Linked DNA regions of Mus musculus: region 1 is linked to region 2. The links are chromatin loops, found by intact Hi-C in ENCODE. Cell type or tissue: heart. All regions are shown on one strand.

Evidence for each region. Peaks named below come from ENCODE experiments on the same cell type or tissue, not always from the same donor. Only the 100,000 strongest peaks of a DNase experiment are listed, where the experiment ranks them.
Region 1: it touches region 2 in a loop (2.6-fold over the local background); 3 of 42 quality-filtered maps call a loop at or near these places.

What each region holds. Positions count from the first base shown.
Region 1 is chr10:67,222,085-67,230,084 of GRCm38, forward strand. Jmjd1c (jumonji domain containing 1C) reads left to right here. Exons shown (of 26, transcript NM_207221.3): 9 at 1,925-2,097; 10 at 2,653-4,832; 11 at 7,764-7,965. Among named protein-coding and RNA genes, the nearest start is that of Nrbf2, 59 kb to the right of the region's middle. In heart, no CTCF peak of the experiment used is centred here; a DNase peak (open chromatin) is centred at 4,267.
Region 2 is chr10:66,849,052-66,857,051 of GRCm38, forward strand. No RefSeq gene overlaps it. Among named protein-coding and RNA genes, the nearest start is that of Gm31416, 19 kb to the left of the region's middle. In heart, a CTCF peak has its summit at 4,318 (motif pointing right); DNase peaks (open chromatin) are centred at 2,990, 3,790 and 4,340; H3K4me3 peaks cover 408 bases.

The DNA of each region.
Region 1 (8,000 bases), 370 kb after region 2:
TCATGTTACAGTGGACGATGTTGGTAGTCAGGTACACCTACTAAGCAGGTGTCAGTCTAAGGATATTTCTTGTGGTTTATTCTCAGTAACTCCTCTATAGTTTGCCTTCCTATGAACTTCGGGTTTCCTTGATGAAATTAACAGTGGTTGTTACAGTTTGTTCTGCCCCAGTATTGGCACATTTACTATTGTTAAGATTTCAGTTCTAGGATTATGCTTCCAGAATCACAAGTTTATCCTTCTTAATTTTATTTCTGAGATAGGGTCTGGATTCTGTGTGCATCTTTGATTGTGTGCCATTGATCATGTGACTTGAAACTGAATGGAGTTTCTGGTTAAATGATACCAGAATGTAGAAGTTACTTAATGTAAGTGAAGCATACGGTCACTGAGCACAGTTTTCACCCATGTGCCCATTGCAGTCACTCTTCTGGGTCATGGATGTAGGTGGCACTGCACAAAGATAGGACAGGGGCACACGGAAGCCAAGAGTTGGTAAATGGAAAACCTTCTTCCATAATCTCCAGACTCTGAGCCGGGCAGTGGTGGTGCACGCCTTTAGCCTTTAATCCCAGCACTTAGGAGGCAGAAGGCAGACAGATTTCTGTGTTAGAGGCCAGCGTGGTCTACAGAGTGAGTTCCAGGACAGCCAGGGCTACACAGAGAAACCCTGTCTTGAAAAACCAAAAAAAAAAAAAAAGTTCCAAACTCTGCAAAAGAGATAGCAGATTGTTTATCAGACTTTAAAATGTTTTATTCTAGTTAGGTTTTTATTCACTTATATAAAGTTATAATACAAAGGTGTAAACTAAAGTAACATTTTAAGCAAAAAGATCCCGTAACTTCATGTTTGTAATCAGGGTGATCAGATAATATAAGCAGAAGCCACTAGATGAGGAAATGATTTTAAATGCTACTTCATAAGGAAAAAAAAATGTTTCATCATTGTCATTGAATCTTATGTAACTATGGCCTTCTGTCTATGTCATTTTATATTTAATGTTCTCTTGTACATCATTGTGCACTATTCCCTGGTGAGGTTTAGAACTGTAACTTACATTAAGCTATCTCTGTGGTGCGTGCTAACTACTCTTCATTGATGACATGAGTTAAAAGGTTTATTCCTTTTAGTCAAACTAAAGGTGGTTTGAATTTTCCTCCTGTGTGACTCATCCTAATGACAGATTTACAAAGTACACTCTTGAGTTATATTGGGTCACAGTATAGAAAACAGTTTTTAAACATGTAATTAGAGGTACGGGCTTTAACATGTATGCCACTGTCACCATATAAGTACTAGCTTACCAGACACAGCACACTCTTATGGAAAACATAACTTTGTCAATGCTTCCACGCCTCCCTCTCTAGTGGCCTAACGGGGCCTGGCTTACAGAGACAGTCGAACACATTTAGGCCTTAAATGAAGTGATCTGGGAGTTGTGCATATACTCTTACATTACAAAGTTAATTACCCTATGGGAAAAATTGACAGACAAACTTGATTATAATTTTTGCTTCTAGTGGAATAACATGTTAGGTCTAACATTCTGGTTTTGTTGTAAGCACTAATTCTGGTTTTAGGATCATAGGGAATCATAAAATTAGGTCCGTGGGCATTGTTTATACACTTCATATCTGCTTTTAGTGAAGAAATATTTTTAGAAGTTACTATTTTATGTTGATTTGTTTTAAGTTGAATGTAAAAAGACTGTATGATTAATGTTGGTTAAAAGTTGAATATTTCTCACCAGATTCATTTAAAAATACCAGGTTTTATAAATATACTATGGTCAGAAGTCTTGCTATGAAACTTGAGTGCTAGGATTAAGTACATGACAGTCTACCCAGCTCAACAATTTAGGTTTGTGTTTTTCTGTTGTGTTGGTAACTAAAATGTAGGTTTTTTTGGTTTTGTTTCTAATAGAATTCTCCCAGTCCTTGGCTACATCAACCCACTCCTGTGACCTCAGCGGATGGTATTGGATTACTTAGTCACATTCCTGTCAGACCTTCCAGTGCAGAGCCTCATCGACCTCACAAGATTACAGTGCATTCCAGTCCCCCACTGACAAAGACATTAGCAGATCACCACAAAGAGTAAGCTTACCAGTGTTTAACACTTAACACATGCCTTTGGCTTTCGTGGTTTTTTTTTTTTTTTTTTTGGTTTTTTTTTTTTTTTTTTTTGGTTTTTCGAGACAGGGTTTCTCTGTGTAGCCCTGGCTGTCCTGGAACTCACTCTGTAGATCAGGCTGGCCTCAAACTCAGAAATCCGCCTGCCTCTGCCTCCTAAGTGCTGGGATTAAAGGCATGCGCCACCACGCCCGGCTCATGATTTTCTCAATCCACTTTTTAAATAGTTTATTTAAAATTGGTGTCAAATCCAGACTGAAGATTCTTTTCTTTTCCTTGTGTTTTGCCTTGTTGAGTCAGTCTGCTATTGAACTCATTGCAATCCTCCTGCCTCAGCCTTCCAAGTAATGGCAATAATAGGTATAAGTCACTACATGTGGATATGTTCTTTTCACACTGGTATATCTTCCAATTTTAAATACTATCAAAACTGTTTGCTTTCATAACAGAATAACATTTCATAAAAATCATTTTGTATGGAAAAGTGATTACAGGAATCTTTGTGTATTTTCTTTGTAGAGAATTGGAGAGGAAAGCTTTTATGGAACCATTACGGTCTAATGCATCCACATCAGTAAAAGGTGACCTGGATCTTAATAGGTCACAGGCAGGAAAAGATTGTCACTTGCATAGGCATTTTGTGGGTCCAAGGCCACCCCAGGAGACTGGAGAGAGACTGAACAAATACAAGGAGGAACATCGTCGGATTCTTCAGGAGAGTATTGATGTGGCTCCATTTACAACCAAAATCAAGGGTCATGAGGTTGAAAGAGAGAATTACTCCAGAGTAGTACCATCATCTTCTAGTCCTAAAAGCCATGCTATCAAACAAGATAAAGACGTAGACCGCTCCGTGTCAGAGATTTATAAGATGAAGCACTCAGTGCCTCAGAGTTTGCCCCAGAGTAACTACTTCACTACTTTATCTAATAGTGTGGTCAATGAGCCACCAAGATCCTACCCATCCAAAGAAGTTTCCAACATTTACACTGAGAAACAAAATAATAACCTTTCTGCAACAGCCAATCCTCAAACTCATTCTTTTATATCATCTCTTTCGAAGCCTCCACCTTTGATTAAACACCAACCAGAAAGTGAAAGTTTAGTGGGCAAGATACCAGACCATCTTCCCCATCAGAGTGCATCTCACTCAGTAACAACGTTCAGAAGTGATTGTCGGAGCCCTACCCATCTGACTGTTTCTTCTACTAATGCACTCCGCAGCATGCCTGCTCTGCACAGGGCACCAGTATTCCATCCACCAATCCACCACAGTTTGGAAAGAAAGGAAAGCAGCTACAGTAGCCTTTCCCCTCCAACACTGACACCGGTGATGCCAGTAAATGCTGGTGGCAAAGTTCAAGAATCTCAGAAGCCTCCAACTCTAATTCCTGAGCCAAAAGACTCTCAGTCAAATTTTAAGAATTCTTCTGATCAGAGTCTAACGGAAATGTGGAGATCTAATAACAACCTCAACAGAGAGAAAGCTGAGTGGCCCGTGGAAAAGAGTAGTGGAAAGTCCCAGGCTGCTGTGGCATCTGTCATTGTTCGTCCACCTTCTAGTACAAAAGTTGATAGTGTGCCATCTGTACCATTAGCTTCCAAAGATCGAGTTTGTGAAAGATCTTCATCTGGGGCAAATAAAACAGATTACCTCAAACCAGAAGCCGGAGAGACTGGAAGAATTATTCTACCAAATGTGAATTTAGAAAGTGCTCATGTGAAATCTGAAAAAAACTTTGAAGCTGTCTCCCAGGGCAACGTTCCTGTTTCAGTCATGTCTGCTGTAAATGTAGTCTCTACTACCAAAGCAGATGTGTTCACATCTGCTGCCACTACCACCAGTGTCTCCAGCTTGAGTAGTGCAGAAACAAGTTATTCTTTATCAAATACCATTTCGGCCTCTACACCCTTCGAATGTACTTCTTCAAAAAGTGTTGTTAGTCAGGCAGTGGCGCAAGCAAAGGACTGCACAGTCAGCACCGCGGTTCCAGGCACTCTGGCCTGTAGTAAGACAGGAAGTGCTGTTCAGCCCGGCTCTGGCTTCTCAGGCACAACTGATTTTATTCATTTAAAAAAGCACAAGGCAGCGTTGGCTGCAGCTCAGTTTAAAAATAGTAGTGTCAGTGAGGCTGAACTTAATACTGTGAGAAATCAGACAGTGGCAGCCTCTCTTCCCCTGGATAGCACCATGACCTGCACTGCAAGTAACAAAGCAATCTCTGTAGGAAATGGGCCAGCAGCCCAGTCCAGTCAGCCCAACTACCACACTAAACTGAAGAAGGCCTGGCTCACCAGACATTCAGAAGAAGATAAAAATACTAATAAAATGGAAAATTCAGGGAATTCTGTATCCGAAATTATTAAGCCATGTTCTGTCAACTTAATAGCCTCTACATCTAATGATATAGAAAATCGTGCAGATGGCAGAGTCGCTGTAGATAAATATGGAAGAGATGAGAAAGTCAGCAGGAGAAAAGCCAAAAGAACTTACGAATCTGGCTCTGAAAGTGGAGACTCAGATGAGAGCGAAAGCAAGTCGGAGCAGAGGACTAAACGGCAGCCGAAGCCAACTTATAAAAAGAAGCAGAACGACCTGCAGAAGAGGAAAGGCGAGGTCGAAGAGGACTCGAAGCCTAATGGAGTTCTCAGCAGGAGCGCCAAGGACAAAAGTAAACTGAAGTTGCAGAACAGTAATAGCGGTGAGTAAATACATTGATTTATCGCAAATAAAATGGGCCACGGGTCCTCGCAGTAAGGATGTGGCTCCATGGGATGTAGTTGTGAATTTCCTTTCTGCCTTTCCTGTCTCCCCACAAGAGGAAAAGATTAGATCCCCGATCTTGAGAGATGTTTTCACCTGACATTTGTTGTAGGAAAGACAGTACAGTGTGAAGTTTAGAAATTGATCTTTTCCTAGAAATGTCAAAATACAGCTTTGATTATTACACCAGAAAAGAACTGTACTTCTGATACTAAAGTATTTAGCTGAGACCTGATCTCATTCGAGAAGTAGTTCCTGTTTAGCTGTAAGCACAGTACTGAGGAGCAGTGTGATGTGGTCCGTCTCACCCTAACCATGTAACAAAGCTGGGAGTTTAGGGAGATTTCCTAAATCATTTTTGCTTAAATTTACTTTATGAGCTGAAATTGTGACCGAATTTTAGAATGTTTACAATATACTTGTTGATGTATACACTAGTGAGTCCCCTACACTCTATAATTAATTTCTGTATCCCAAAGTGCATTTATGGTGTTGACATTGAGAAATCAAGGGTTCGCATGTATTTATGTGACTTTAATGTCTTGCTCCCGAGTTCTCTTCACTAGGGCAGCTGTTTTTGAATTTGTTAACCAAGATCTAGGTCTTCAAGGCTCTCACTGTATAAAAGGAGCGGTGTTAGGTAATGTATGTTAGTAGGGTTTTATTCACAGACCTATACATTTTAGATACATTGCCAATAAATTAGACAGTTTGAATTAAAGGATGATGCCTTATTTAAAGCAGATAGTATTATTAAATTACTAGAAGAAATTTACTAATATCAAGTATGGCCTAGTATAGAAGAATTAATAGTATCAAAAGCCCTTCAATAAGTTACCTTTGTAATTCATTCACTTCTTTAAAAAAAAAAAAAAAACCCTTCAGAAGTGCCTATTTTGTTATCACATAATTAAGAATTGGTTTCACGTATATCATTTTGAAAAATTCATAGTACTTTTTAAGTTATTACAATCCGTGTTATGAAGTTTCACATTCTAAACTGCTCCCATCATATAGAATTAAAAGTATATTGGTCAAAGTTAATTCCCAGTTTAAAAGAAATAGAAACAGGATTGCATTTAGTTTTCTCTAGTGTAATCAATTTAGAAGTAAATGATTGAAGAAAGTGTGCGAAATAATGTCTCATCAGTGGTGTGATATGTGTTGTTCATTCTAACACCCTTTAATAAAGTCCAGAGGAAAGATCTCTTGTATGCATTGGAAAAGAAGCGCCTTTTCATTAGTTTATGTGCATGGGTGTTTTCCTGCTTGAATTAAGTGTGCATTATGTGTATGTCTGGTGCCGTGGAGGCCAGAAAATAGCATTAGATCTCCAGGGGCTGGAATTGAAGTTATAGGCATTGGGGATTGAACCTTGGTCTTCTGGAAGAGCAGCCAGTGGTATTGACTAGAAAGCCATCTCTGCAACCCTAGAAACATCTTTATACCAGTCGTTATGCCATAACTGGCATGTGCTGTGTGCCTGAGCATATGTGATTACTGGGTGGTCTCTAGCCCATGATAAAGACTAAAAAGGAGGGAACAATTGTAAAGAATAAAGAAGCAGGCAGCAATCCTAAATATATTTTAGTCTATAATATATTTTATATTTTAATCTAGCCCTAAACAATACTACCTATTGGAGAGTGGTGTGTGTGCACGTCTGTGTGTGTATGTGTGATTATACTACTCACACTATCAATAACTAGGTATTAGTGGGAAATCTGGATAGGAATTCTGTTCTCAGCTTTGGTAAGATATATTTGGTTTCAGAACCTGTGTGTCTTTGATACAATTGGAAAGGATTTGAAAGGAAGGACAGCAAATATTTATTCTTGAGTTACAAATAGTGGGCTGTACATCAAATCTCTGTGATTGAGAGGATGGTAAAAGACACAGGGTAAGGAAGTACATCTGCTGGCTGCGGAGCTCGTTCTTAAACGAATACCTTTTAGGTATTTAGGTGGAAGTGCAGTTATCTGTATGCTTTGTTGACTCTCCTGGCCTACAGGTTGCTCCTGGTACACAGATGACTTTACTAATGTTGTTTCCCTTGTTGGTTCATGCTAAGGACCAGTTATGAAACAGTGGGACTGAATATGGAGAATGAATTTATCTTTTTGCCTACAAATCTTAGAGCATAGTCCATTTGAGAGATTGTATTTCCTTACACACTGGACAAAGTATCTCTTGTGTGTTTGCAAAGATTAAAGATCGCCCTCAGAACACTTGGGCTTTCCGGACATTTATAATGAGGAGCAGTTGATTGCTTTGAGTTTGCTTTTCTATCACTTCCTTCAACAAAATGCCCCAATTAATATTGTAGACCCTCCCTCCCTCCCTTTCTTCACAACCCTTTTAATTTTGTAAAAGATACAGTTCCCATCAATATATCGATGTTGTCTACTAGGTTCTTGTCATAAGAGGAAGATGATGATTGTTTTTGGTGGTGGTAGTGGGTTTTGAGACGTTTTCACTAGATATCCCAGGCTGGCCTTAAACATGTGCTCATTCTTCTACTTCAGTTGCCCAAGAGCTACCGAGAGCTGGAATTAAAGGCACACGCCTCCATACCTAGCAACAGGCTTATTTTCGGCTAAATGTGTACATAATGTGAATGATTCTTATGTTTGGTATTACACTCTTATAAAGATGCAGTGTAAACATTTCATTTCACTGAAGGATTACTGCTCTCCTTTCCTGTCTGATTAGAGTGGATGGGCAGGTAAACAGAGGATGTTAGAGAGACTTAGCAGTTGTCCATCATTTATTTGGAGTTTGGTCTTATCAGCAAGCATTTCAGTCCCAAAGACTAACCCTTTCTGTAAAACAGAACCCTGTTGATAAGTTCCTTCTCATTTTACAGCTGGCGTTCCTCGTTCCGTGCTGAAAGACTGGCGGAAGGTCAAGAAGCTGAAGCAAACTGGAGAATCATTTCTGCAGGATGACTCCTGCTGTGAGATAGGTCCCAACTTACAGAAGTGCCGAGAGTGCAGACTTATCCGGAGTAAGAAGGGGGAAGAATCAACTCACTCACCGGTGTTTTGTAGATTTTACTACTTTAGGAGGTAAGTCGAAGTACAAGAAGTGGCAGTGTCTCTGC
Region 2 (8,000 bases):
CAAAGGTTCACGGTGGAGTCAAAGTTAGTCAAATGGTTTGGAAAGAGTAGATTACTTTAATGGTAAAGGTCTTGAAAACTGTTGTAAATATAAGGGTGAAGTAGAATGGTTTGAGAAGTCTGCTCCCGGGCTGGGGAGGTAGCTCAGCTCGTAGGGTGCTGGCCTAGCATGCACCAAGCCCTGGGTTTGATCCTCAGAACTGCATAAGCTCAGGTTGGGTACGATGGTACAAGCCTATAGTTGGAACATATGTAGTGGAGGCAGGAGGATCAGAAGTTCAAGGTCAACTCTAGCTACAGAGTGCAAAGCCAGCCTGGGCTACATGAGACCCCCATCTCAAAGCAAACATTTAATCCATGTTCTGCTGCCTATCAATACAGAGAGGCTGTGTAAGACAGACGCCGTTCCACCTGCGGCATTTCAAGTTCCATCCCAGATCTGCCACATCCTATAGTTTAAACATCAGTTACTTAAAACTTGTGTGCCTCTTGGGGTTAAATAAGCTGGAAAAATAAAAAAAGAGAGCACCGGATCAATAGTGCAGCTATTTTTCATATTGTTAGCATTAGAAGGGGCATCACTATTATTGAACCATTTGGAGACACCTGAGATTCCAAGCTGACAGTGCTCAGAGAAGACCGAGGCAGAGACTGACAGTGACATACATGGTTGGCTGAGTGTAGTAACAGAAAAGAGGAGAGCCAAAGGTCCGGTGTCATTTGAGGGAAAATCTGAGATCAGAGCTCTGGGCTAAAGCATGAATAGAATAATAATAGTCATGAAGGACTCTGCAGAGACACAATGAGCCATTCATCCCAGGCCTGTGATGGCTGCATGACTCACAGGCTGTATACACGTCTGTCCGGGCACGGGGAGTCACCACCTCTCCACTCAGATCTTCCCTGCACTTACATGTGCCCAAAGCCTAAGGTTTAGGATTGTTTCGTGTTTATAATGCTCACACAGCAGATTGGTTACCATCATTCATGATGACACATGAAGTCAATCTTTTCTGATCTCTTCAGGCAAGTGAACTGCGATCCTAAGTGACCTTCACGGGTCAGATTTTAGCTGGCGAAAGTTAAGTCTTAAGCTGCTGATAGGGAGCAAGTCAAATGGTTTAGGATCGCATCAAACACACACACACACACACACACACACACACACACACTCCTGAATCTCCTTTCTCTGTCCCCATCAGAGTTCCTCGGTCTCAGCAATGTTTCTGACGTTTGGACTGAACAATTCTTTGTTGTGGGAGGCAGTGGCTGTACCTTAGAACACTTATTTAGAATATCCTCTCCACTCCCTAGATGCAAACAAGATGGTTCCCAACCCAGCCGTAACTAACAACCAAAAACATCAACAGACACTGCCTCACCTCTTCTGTGGGGCCAAATTTCTCCTAGAATCAGAACTATTATGTTAGCATTTTGTCGTCTCAGCTCCGCCCCACAGTTACCTGGCAACAGCCAGGTATGCCTGACTCACTGTAAAGGGGGCTGCTTGTCCCTCCTCTCTCTCTCTTGTTCTTGCCTCTTGCTCCCTCTCTCTCCACGTGCTCATGGCCAGTCTCTACTACTCTACTTGTCTCCTCTCTTCTCTCTCTCTCTCTCTCTCTCTCTCTCTCTCTCTCTCTCTCTCTCTCTCTCTCTCTCTCTTTCTCTCTCTCTCTCTCTCTCCCTCTCTCTCTCTCTCTCTTCTATTCTCTCTTCTCCCTCTCTCTCTTCTCTCTTCTCTTCTCTCTCTTCCTTTCTCTACCTCTCCTACCCTCTTAATTCCCTGCCCGGATAAACCTATTCTATACTATACCTTCATGTGGCTGGTCCCTCAGGGGGAAGGGATGCCTCAGCATAGGCCCACAGAGGCACCCCCTTCCCCCACACCTGACTACACCTCCACCAAAACATATTCCTTCCTCTTTTTATCTTTTTATAAACACATTAATTATTACAACTGTTTTATTGTTACATTATCCTTTGAGTTTTATTTTGCTTTTGTTTTGTTTTTTTTTTTTCTTTGTCTTGTTTTTTAGAATTATTTATTTTATGTGCATGAGCAAGCCACTATGTGGGTGCTGGGAACTGAGCCCAAGAGCAACAAATGATCTCAAGTGCTGAGTCATCTTTCCAACTCCCTTGAGGTTTGGGGGATTCTTTCTAAAGATTTATTTTATCTTTCATATGTATGTGTGTCTGTATAAGTGACTGCCGTGGGTGGACAGGTGCCTGAGGAGGCCAGACGAGGGCATCAGACCCCCTGGAGCCGGACTTACTGGCTTGTATGAGGTGCTGAATGTGGGTGGCAGGAACCATGCTTGGTCCCTCTGAAAGAGCAGCAAGCGGTTTTAACTGCTAAGGCAACTCCCCAGCCATTGTTTGGGTTTAGTTATTTGCTTGTAGTGAAAGTTTCAATTTTGCAACCAAGAATGAAAGAAGAAGAAGAACATAATTCTGAAGCAGGATCTGCCGCTATATTCATTTTTATGAACTACGCCTAATGGTCATTTGCATTCTGGGGTGAAAGCATGTGCTATGGGGTCTTTCTTTACTTAATATATTTTATTATGCAGAAAAATGAAATTCAAATAAGAAACCACATTCCTTGAAAAAGAGAAAAATGATGGAGACCATGACATCTGACATTCATTCTATGTATGCATGTGTGTGCCTGTATGTGTGTGTGCTGCATGTGTATGTGTGTCCACATGTGTTTTGGGGCTTGCGTGTGCATGCATGCATATGTGTGCACATGCATATGTGCACAGGAGTGCATGTGTGTTCCAGTGTGTGTGTACATGTGTGTACTGCATGTGGTTGGGTGTTTGTACATGTGTATAAATGTTCAAATGTCCAGAGGACAGCCCCCAGTCACTTGTCTGTCAGGAGTCACACTTGTTTTTTACACAGGGTCTCTCCCTGGCCTAAAGCTCAGCCTGGTTTTTGCTATCTCCACGTCCCTAGTACTGAGATTACAAGCATCCATCATGAGATTCCCAGAAGATACCAGTTTCATGGGGATGCGTTGCTTCTAGAGGTCAAGCTCAGGTCATCATGCTTGCAAGGCAAGCACTTGACTAAGCCACTTCCCTATCGCCTGATACTCACTTCTGATGGTAACAGTCAGCTTAGTGTTCAAATAGCATAGAGCGACAAAAAAGAATAGAGCAATTCCCAGTTCCGACTGTAAATACAGACAGTGATAAACAGGTTCTAGCCAGGTTTGTTTAAATCAAGGGCTAGAGGCAAGCAATACTGGTCAAGACCCGGTCCAGGCCACCATCAGCTCAGATGCAGTCTGCCCTGGGAGGTGATCTGATAAGCTCTCAAACTGCGTTAAATCTCGGGGCTGGAGAGATGGCTCAGAGATTACAAGTACTGGCTGCTCTTCCAGAGGTCCCTGGTTCAATTCCCAGCACCCATGTGGCAGTTTATGTTTGTCTGATCCTCCAGTTGCAGGGGACCTCATACAACCAAAAAGTCATGCAAGCAAAACATCAATGCACATGAAAAATAAAATAAAATAAAATAAAATAAAATAAAATAAAATAAAATAAAATAAAGAAGTCATCAAAAGGAATCTTTTTTTTAAACTGTGTTAAATCTCTTTCAGGAAAGCAAACCCCTCCTCTGAGGGGCACCAGGCTCGTAGCTCTTCCCTTTTCCCAGCATGAGACTTCTGGGGAAATTCCAGTTTCTTGAAGACCATTGATTCAACAGTCTGATAGCCAAAGGGGGGACCCCAAGGGCTTCTTTAGCTTGCCTTCATTGCTGCCAGGACAGGCACAAAAGGAGAGTTGCTGTCTACACACCAACCCGTGACCTACTCAAACAGTGAGGAGAAAAATGGAGACAGAAATAGAAACTGCTTCCTCCTGGCACCCCAGCCCAGCTGATGATGTCTTAGTCATTGTCATGTGCGGCTACAGACTAACATCTGAAGACAGAGTCGGAGGAGGTTGTGAAATAAATTATAATATAGTCGGTTGGTTTTTTTCTTTAATCTGCTTTAAATTTTGCACTAAGCAAACCTTAAACAAACAAACAAAAATCTCGAAAGTAGGAAGAGAGGTCACTTTTATTCAAGGAGACAGAGCAGTTAGTTACCAAAAAAAATACCAGCTTTGCTAGGCGTGCATTTTAATTTGCCCTGCATTGCGTTGTTATCACGAACAATCACGAAGCAAATTGTAGGCAGATGCCTCTGGCTGTCCGAAAAGCGTATCAAATGAAAGACAAAGTTTCCTTGGTTCTTAGCAAATGTCATGAGGTTTTTGGGCAACGCTGAAATGCTCAAATGCAATTGAGAATGATAATCAGGTCTGCCAGTAGGGGGCGCGCAAACCAAATTTAGAAAGCGCTTCGAAATGGGCGTTTACGGAAGGAACGGATTAGGGAGCACAGCAAACTAAAGAGCAAAGTCAAATCTTCAGGGTAAAGCTTCTGCCATCTGTGCGAGAGCACAGATCTCAGAAGCTTAGGAGGTGGAAGGGACAGCTGTAGGTAGAATGCAAGACAATCCATCTAACGCCCGTTATTATTTACCCCTTTATTTCTACACCCTATTTTTATTTTGTTCATTTGGTTGGTTTTGCTCTTTACATAATGCTGGGTGTCTGTCTCAAATGCCAGCTAATAAGCACGTTCGTCAGCTAATAAGCACGTTCCTCATTTCTCCCATACATCTGATCTGAGTTTCATGATTCCTAGAACTCTTTAGCCTCTGTCCCCTGACCCTCAGGTTGTAATAACTAATTAACTCATATGCAACTTTACTGTTTTTTTTTTTTTCAAAACAAGGTCTCACGTATTGTGGGATAGCTTCCAAGAGTGACCCCGAATTTCTAATCCTCCTGCCTTCACCTCCAAAGTGTTCCAAGAGTTTGGATTACCTGCTTCACCACAACGCTTGGTGGCGTGGTGCTGGGGATGGAACCCAGGGCTTTTCGCATGCTCAGCAAGCACTCTTTGAGCTACTACACCTGACGCTCTGGCTCTTGCAGAACTTAAAAGACATCCTTTGCTAACCAAATCACTTAAGTTTTACTGGAAGTGAAGCATAATGTTGCACTCTACTAATCAAGTATAGATTGCTTTCCCTTGAGTTAGGCAAAATTCAATCTTGTTTAAAAAAAAAAAAAAAGACAAGAGTCCTTCCTCTGCCTACAATTTACAAATCCATCTATTTTCAACAGAGTCCTTCAAAATTCTGCACCAGCTTTTCTCCCAATAAACAACAGGTCCTCGTCTCCTAAAATAGTTTCGGGCATGAGGGCTGAGTCTGCTTTTGCAGACACTTTTTGCATAGCTGAAAAATCATTTTTGAAGAACCGATGCTCTTTGAAATGTGGCAATAGTTACTCGCCTATTGTCTAGGCACAGAGAAAAGCCCTTTGGAATTGTCTAGGCACAGAGAAAAGCCCTTTGGAATGGCTTGGAAAGCACCCACACACACACACACACCCCAAAAAAACGGTAGGTTCAGATAGTATGTTGGAGTATCCTGACTGGGTAACTTTACAAGAATCCTCCTAACTTGGTGATGATCTTCCTTTATAGAGTGGAATTGCAGTAACTACCTTTCTGGTTGGGGGGGTGGAAAGATGTGTCTACATCTTATAGACACATGCCTGGTAAGTTGTTGTTATTCGTCATGAATGGAAACTAGCTTTTATGCTTAGCATGGACTGAGACCCCACTCCTTACAAAACAAAACAAAGAAAAAAAACCCTCTACTAACACAATCCCGTTGTACAGATGGTCATAGGTCTTCTCTACGAAGAGTTCAGGGCAGTGCCAGTCAGCCATTCCCTCCGTGGAGGATGCAGAGAGCTGTCTGCAGCACCACCCTGTCAGAGAACTGAAAAGCTGCCGTCTAGGTGAAGTAAGAGGTTAGGCCAGGGAGAGTGTGCCCAGCTGGAAATAGACAAAGACTGAAACGATGAAAATGAAAGATCAGAATGAGCCGGCAACAAACCCAGAGACACAGAAGTAGTGAGAAATGGAAGGTTTGGTTTTAATGCTGGTGGGTATCCGCAGAGAACAGAGAAAACAGAACCACGTGATCGTACACTCCGATGCAGGAAGATGCATATGCACATGCTCACACACTCAGAGACGTCTCAGAAAAGACTGTGATCAGAAAACAAAACCCCAATGAAAGAATTTAAGTCAATCTGTTCTTTCGAGAATATACTTGAAACTGACTGTAGTGGCTGGTGGTGAATACCTTTAATCCCAGCACTTGAAAGGCAAAGACAGGCAGAGTTCAAGGCCTGGTCTACAGAGTGAGTTCCAGGACAGCCAAGACTACACAGAGAAACTCTCTCAAAAAAACAAAAGCAAGCAAACAAATATACTTAAACGTCTGGAGAGATGACTCAGTGGTTAACAGCACTGACTGCTCTAACAGAAGACCTGAGTTCAGTTCCCAGCACCTACATTAGACAGGTGGTCCACAGTCACCTGTAACTCCAAAAGCAGGTGACCTAATGCCCCCCTTCTGACTGAAAGAAAATTAAAATTCAAGGTCCATGACTCATGCGGCTTGCTAGTTAGGAGGGCTTTGGGGGCCTAGAGCAAAGAACAGAGGCTGTAAAGTCATCCCAGGAACTGACTAGCCATAAAGATAGGGAAGACATACAAGAATGTCTGGACTGGCCTGGCGCCTCCCTATCTCCCACCCTTCTGACCTGAGTTAAATGTTAACCAGATGCTCTGCTGTTACCTCGATCTGCACGTACAGTTTGCTGATGTTTAAACTGTCCAATTGTGTGAAGCCATGCCAATTCTTCCCCTACCCCCACTCTTTTCCTATATAAACCCCTAGCGTCTGAGCCTCGTGGTCAACACCTCTGTCTCCAGTGTGAGATACTCCGACATTAAACTACCTCATGTGTTTGCACCAAGATGGTCTCTCATGATTCTTTGGGTGCACACTATCTCGTGACTTGGGTGGGGGAATCCCCACGGAGGTCTTCATGACCTTTGTCAGCACTCACACATGTAATATACATATACACAGACATATACATTTTAAAAATTACAGGTGTTTTCAGCCAAGCCTAACAACGTGAGTTCGATACTCCGGACCTACCTGATAGAAAGAAAGAACTGACCCCCGCAAGTTGAAATCTGGCCTGCAAACTCACATATGTCACACACACAATAAAAAATATATATAACTTAAAATCTAATAAAAACAATACACATGATCTAAAAGACACAGCCAAGACTGTTTCCCCAGACAGAGTGAAAATTCAAAAACAAAAGTCCTGAGAGCAAAGATGAGATTTGAAGGCTCCATGCATGCACCACTAAGACCACGACCACACGACAAGCCCTGCAAAGGCAGGGCAGGGCATAGGAACACTCATCTGTATGCCCAGCACTGGGGAAGCTGAGGCAGGAAGATGGCAAACTGGATGCCAGCCTGAGCTACATAGTAAGTTCAAGGACATTCTGGGGTTACATAGTTACATAGTAAGTTACATAGTAAGGTTATATACATACATATATATGCGTGTGTATATATGCGTATATGTATGCATATACATATACATATGCATATACATACATACATACATACATACATACATACCACTCAAACCCTCCAGAAATTTTTTTTAAAAATTCAAAGGAATAAAAAAAAATTCAAAGGAATTATGCAGGCTTCTATGAAAGGGATACCTTTTTTTTTTTTTTAATTTCACCAGTATCAGACTTCCTATAGCATTATTAGATGTTAGAAGACAAGCAAAAATGATATTTCATGGGGTGGTTAATTTTTAAAAATATTTATCTGTTTTTATTTTATACACATGGGTATTTTGCCTTCCTGTATGCAGTGCCCACAGAGGACAAAAGAAGGCGCAGAAATCCCTGAGACTGGACTTGCAGATGGCTGTGAGCTGCCACATGGGTGCTGAGAATTAACCATGGTCCTCTAGAAAAGCAGCCAGCGTCTTAACTGCTAAGTCACCTCATCAGCCACTTGTGGGT